Linked DNA regions of Homo sapiens: region 1 is linked to region 2. The links are chromatin contacts, found by POLR2A ChIA-PET in ENCODE. All regions are on one chromosome and are shown on one strand. The core of a region is the stretch at or near the end of the contact, and the rest is flanking DNA. Distances in the headings are between cores, read along the strand shown. Region 1 holds the start of LINC02175 (long intergenic non-protein coding RNA 2175). Region 2 overlaps SLC5A11 (solute carrier family 5 member 11).

Region 1 (2,802 bases), core at 274-2,773, 220 kb before region 2:
GGAGGCTGAAAGGAGGAGAGACCGCGGGCAGAGGTGGACAAGGGACCAAGGTGAAGACCTTTGAGGTGCTTCTTGAACCACAGTGGTGAATGTCTTTCTGGACAAGAGTGCCAGTGCCCACCGCCATCACAGGACACAGCCCCATCCGCACTCCCGGGACAGCAACATCTCATTGTCCCAAACTCTGCCAATTTCATCAGTGAAAAGTGGAGCCTGGAAGCTTTGCATTTCTTCAATGACTTCGAATTTTTTAAAATGGTCTCACAGATTTCCTGGTCATCGGTATTTCATCTGAAAAGTCTCTTTCTGTGATATCTGCTCATTAGAGCGGAGTTCTTAAAATTATTAGAGAGTGTTATACATTCAGTATATTCACCTCTGTGGTGGTTGCTCTCAGTTTTGTCCAGTTAGTCATTCATCATAAATTTAACTTTGATATCATAATAAAACAGACAAAAGTGTAGTTATTATGTGCTTAAATCTACAGGTGCTTTTTTAAAAAGTTCTTTTTAGAGACAGGGTTTTGCCCTGTCGCCCAGGCTGGAGTGCAGTGGCGCGATCTTGGCTCACTTCAGCCTCCACCTCTTGGGTTCAAGCCATCCTCCTGCCTCAAACTCCAGAGCAGCTGGGACTACAGGTGAAAATATCACAATTATATGTTAGAGAGAGAGAGAATGAATCATTGTAAAACAATGAAAAGGTGAAGAATGTCTGTTACCTGTGTAAGTAACATCTACATCAACCCTCACCTGAAGTTCCTCACCTCTTCCCTTGCTCTTTTCTTCAGCCCAAACACGGTGTTCAACGTTCTTCCCAGTCACCGCCCAAGGCCGCTGTCTTAGCCCTGCCGTCATCACCTCTCTGAGCCTACTGCAGTAGCTTCCTATCTGGGTTCCCTTTCCATTCCTCCCGGGTCCCGACTCCATCGGCTGCCAGTTGACTTCCCACAGCACCAACTTTTCTCAGCCTTCTGCCTATGAGAGCTCCCCAAATTCTACCACGGGAGCCCTCAAACCATGATCCTCCCCAAAACGTGAACAGCAGCTTCTCGAACCATGGACAGATGGCACAGATGACAACCGAAGCCAATCACCACTGCCTGTCCCTGGAAGTGGACGCTCCGGGTCATGGGTGGCCATGTATCTCGGTCCTGCTATCCTGGGTGGTTGGAGGAATTCTAGCAGTGAGAGTTGAAAACCGCTCGGCGCGCGGCAAGAGAGGATGAAGCCCGAGTCTGACCTGGGAAGGGAGCTGCTCCCCGGGCAGTGGACCCCAGGGCTGGCGGGGAGGCGGCCTCGGTCAGCCCAGTTGGTCTCGGGCCGCTGGGCCTCAGCCCCCAAGCCTGGTGCCCGCTGGCCCCGGAGGAGCTGTCCCGCCCCCTCCGGCACTCGCCTTCCGGGGCTTGGTCGGCTAGCTGCTTCACGCGCGCGGGCTGGGGGCCCCAACGGCGGACGAGCGCTGCTCCCACCGCTCCAGCGCCCAGACTGTAGCGGCTCCGCCTCCGCGGTCCGTTGGCCCCGCCCCCACGTCTCTTCCGGGGCCCCGCCCACCCCCTTCGGGCCCGCCCAGCACGGCCTCCCCTTGTGGCCTGGAGCCCCAGGCCGAGGGCGCAGAGACCAGAAGGCCGAGCTGGGCGGCGACCCCCGTTCTTGCCCGGTCACTTCCTGCGGCGCCGCCTGCCCGCTGGCAAACTGTGGCTGGGAGACCCTTTAAATAGAACGTATTAGCCAAAACTAGAAGAGCAAAATATGTACCATGTTTCAATTTAATGGGATTGCCAGGTGTTTTAAGGGTCCGCCGCAACGGTCCCTCGAGTCCCGGGGTTTTTGTCCCCATCAGATCATTCGTGGTGTGGATCTTCCGGGAGGTTATGGGAAAGGGAGACCAGCAGCCGGCTCCGTGGGCGGCCATACTGCTCCCCCAGGAAGGCCAGGCAAATCTTCAGTGCTGGGATCCCCCTAGTACGTTCATTTTGTCTAGGGTCCAGGTGGGGCCATCGAGCCCCTTGCCCACAGGATTGGTCCTTTGGCATGCAGATAAGCAACACCGCCAAGAAAAGCCCATGGGGTCTTTAGGCTGTTAGGAGACCACCAGGGAGCCATTCCTAAATCTTCCCAGGTGATGGTTCCAAAAACCCTGGTGTTTGGGGAAAGGAAAAAGGGTTATCCACAGGACTATGCTGGAACACTTTCCCAAACAGTGTCTGCCTGGCTGTCCCAAGCAGCCGGTGATGGAGCGATGGTCATGAGGCTAGACCAAAGACCACAGAGTCTAGCCTCACTCTAGTGGAACTCAGGCACCCACCCGTTAGGATGTCGTGTTGCTGCTGCCCCCAGGTGGGAGCCTGGGAAACCACCTGGCCGACACGGGCCACACCTGATGGGACCTCACAAGGAGATACAGTCCATTAACGTTCGTCAGGGTGGGAAGAAGTGGCAACACCTACTGAGATAACAAAACTCATTAGCTGAAGGGCAAGCTGGCCAGCAACTGGCAGTGATGTTCTCAATAGTCCTGGCCGCCTTATAAAACCAGCTACTTAGGCCGGGCACGGTGGCTCACTCCTGTAATCCCAGCACTTTGGGAGGCTGAAGTGGGTGGATCACAAGGTCTAGGAGTTCAAGACCAACCTGGCCAGTATGGTGAAACCCCGTCTCTACTAAAAATACAAAAATTAGCCTGGTGTGGTGGTGGGCGCCTGTAGTCCTAGCTACTTGGGAGGCTGGGGCAGGAGAATCGCTTGAACCCGGGAGGAGGAGGTTGCAGTGAGCTGAGATCGCGCCACTGCACTCCAGCCCGGGA
Region 2 (2,896 bases), core at 22-2,521:
AGGTTAATAATTAGACATACGTCACAGGTTTGTAAAAAGCAGTAGGCATGTTCATTGTATGTGTAATGTGATTAAATACAGAGTACTTGTTCTGTTCCCCGTCCATTTTATAAAACCATTTTTTTTAAAGAAAGCATGACTTGGGAGGCTGAGGCAGGAGGATTGCTTGAGCCCAGGAGTTTTGTTTTGTTTTGTTTTTTTTGAGATGAAGTCTCACTCTGTCCCCCAGACTGTAGTGCAGTGGTGCAATCTTGGCTCACTGCAACCTCTGCCTCCTGGCTTCAAGCGATTCTCCTGCCCCCAAGCGATTCGCCTGCCTCAGCCTCCCAGGTAGCTGGGATTACAGGCGTTTGCAACCACGTCCGGCTAATTTTTTTTTTCTTTTTTTGTATTTTTAGTAGACATGGGGTTTCACCATGTTGGCCAGGCTGGTCTTGAACTCCTGACCTCAGGTGATCCGCCTGCCTTGGCCTCCCAAAGTGCTGGGATTACAGGCGTGAGCCACTGCCCTGGGCCCAAGCCCAGGAGTTTGAGACTGCATTGAGCTATGATTGCACCACTGCATTCCAGCCTGGTGACAGAGTGAGACCCTATCTCTAAAAACAATAAAAATAAAAATAAAAGGAGCATAAACTAGGCCGGGTGCAGTGGCTTATGCCTGTAATCCCAGCACTTTGGGAGGCTGAGGCAGGTGGATTGCTTGAGGTCCAGAGTTCGAGACCAGCCTGGCCAACGTGATGAAACCCTGTCTCCACTAAAAATACAAAAATTAGCAGGGCGTGGTGGTGGGCTCCTGTAATCCCAGCTACTTGGGAGGCTGAGGCAGAAGAATCGCTTGAACCTGGGAGGTGGAGGTTGCAGTGAGCTGAAATTTCACCACTGCACTCTAGCCTGGGTGACAGAGCAAGACTCTGTCTTAAAGAAAAAAAAAAAACGAATAAACTTTGTGGTTAGGCAAACCTTGGCCACATATGTGCATGAATCATGTTTTGAAGTCACAGCCTCCCTACAAGGACTCTGATTAACTCCATTGTACAGGTGAGGAAAACAAAGCTGAGGCCGGGTCTAAGGCCACACTGCTAGTAAATGACTGAAGCAGGGCTCCAACCCAGGTTTAACTCTAGAGCTCCTAACTACCCCGAGACACGTGGACCTTGGTGGGGAAAATTCCAGATGTGATAAGGACTGGCACGGGTCTCATCACCCAGGCTGGAAGCCACTCGCACCCTTTCCTACCACTCCTGGGCTGCAGTGGCGCTGACTGCCTGCTGCACTGCAGCAAGCTGTGCCCTGGCCTGGCCTGGGTCTAGGGAGCCTAGTGGAGGCAGCCCTACAAGAGGAAAAGAGTCAGTCCTGGAAGGCAGAGAAGGGCTGTCTGGGACTAGAACTGCAGGAATAAGGAGCTAAATGACCACCCCTGGCCTCCTCCACCCGTTGATGCCATGGGGTTCATAGAAACAGAGAGATCTCTACAAAAAGGCCAAAAAGACAGATCCTGGCTGGGCTCAATGGCTCATGCCTATAATCCCAGCATTCTGGGGGGTCAAGGCATGAAGATCGCTTGAGGCCGGGAGTTTGAGCCCAGCTTGGGCAATGTAGTGAGACCCTTTTTTTTTTCTCCTCTACAACAAATTTTTAAAAATTAGCTGGGCATGGTGCTGTGTGTCTGTGGGCCTGGCTATTTGGGAGGCTGAGGCAGAAGGATTGTTTAAGCCCAAGAGGTTGAGGATGTAGTGAGCTGTGATTGCACCACTGCACTCCAGACCCTGTCTCAAATAATAGATAATAATAATGATAATAAAATAAAAAATTTTAAAAAGACATCTCAGGATTTGAGGCTGAAGCAGAGGCCAGGATCACCCCTAGTCCGTTAGCAAGAGCCACGGCTTCAGGTATCTGGAAATAAATTCTAGGCATGGCAGGGCAGGGCAGCGTTCCCTGAATGGTCCACAGCAGGGTAACAGGGCATATGCCCAGTGAGTGCAGGGGACCCGGCAGAGCGTTGTCCTTCACCTGCCTTTCAGGGATGATCTTGTCTCATTATTCCAGAGAGAATAGACATCACAGAGCACCTTCTGAGCCCAGACCTGTCCATCCAAATGCCAACGTGGCATCTCTCATGGATATATATATATATATATATATATATATATTTTTTTTTTTTTTTTTTTTTTGCCCCCAAGGCAGAGTCTCGCTCTGTTACCCAGGCTGGAGTGCAGTGGTGCAATCTCTGCTCACTGCAACCTCTGCCTCCCGGGTTCAAGCGATTCTCCCGCCTCAGCCTCCCGAGTAGCTGGGATTACAGGCATGTGTCACCACGCCTGGCTAATTTTTGTGTTTTTAGTAGAGATGGGGTTTCACCATGTTGCCCAGCTTGTCTTGAACTCCTGACCTCGGGTGATCCACCCGCCTCGGCCTCCCAAAGTGCTGGGATTACAGGCGTGAGCCACCGTGCCCGGCTTCTCATTGTTACTTAATAGATGTCTGAAAGTTCACACGTGCGAGTTACAGACCAAGCTTTCCAGCCCAAGCACGTGCTTCTTCCAGTCTTCCCCACCTCACTAAATGACAGCTGCAGCCACTCTGCCACTCCTGCCAGAAACCTGAGTCATCTATAAGGCATTAGTCCATTTGTTCACTTATCAAGTGGTCTGTGAGCACCTCTATGTGCCAGGCACTACATCTAAGCACCAAGAGTGCCTGGTATGTAAATGTCTCATCGAAGAATTTATAGCATCTCTTTCTCACCTCCCAGAATCTATTCACTCCCAATTCCATTCTCTCTTACTTCCAAAACATAATAAATCCACACATTTTCCCTCATTTTTAGTGCTATCACCCTTGTCTGAGCCACCATCACTTCTGTCTAGGTTAGAGAAAGACCCTCCAGTCTTAC

The links. ChIA-PET counts read pairs that join two places held with the same protein, here RNA polymerase II (POLR2A).
Region 1: POLR2A ChIA-PET joins it to region 2 with 18 read pairs in BJ. The contact joins the promoter of LINC02175 here to the enhancer-like site in region 2. POLR2A ChIA-PET finds 5 or more read pairs at or near these places in 3 of 52 experiments (A549, BJ and activated CD4-positive, alpha-beta T cell).

Annotation. Positions count from the first base shown.
Region 1 is chr16:25,065,608-25,068,409 of GRCh38, reverse strand. LINC02175 (long intergenic non-protein coding RNA 2175) reads right to left here and starts at 1,523. Exons shown (of 2, transcript NR_135197.1): 1 at 764-1,523; 2 at 1-631. RefSeq lists a silencer at 1,231-1,620.
Region 2 is chr16:24,848,851-24,851,746 of GRCh38, reverse strand. All of the region lies in intron 2 of SLC5A11 (solute carrier family 5 member 11), which reads right to left. Among named protein-coding and RNA genes, the nearest start is that of SLC5A11, 4.3 kb to the right of the region's middle. Within about 2 kb of position 1,271, at least 3 of the 41 ENCODE cell types and tissues checked have a DNase peak (open chromatin) inside an H3K27ac peak, as active enhancers do.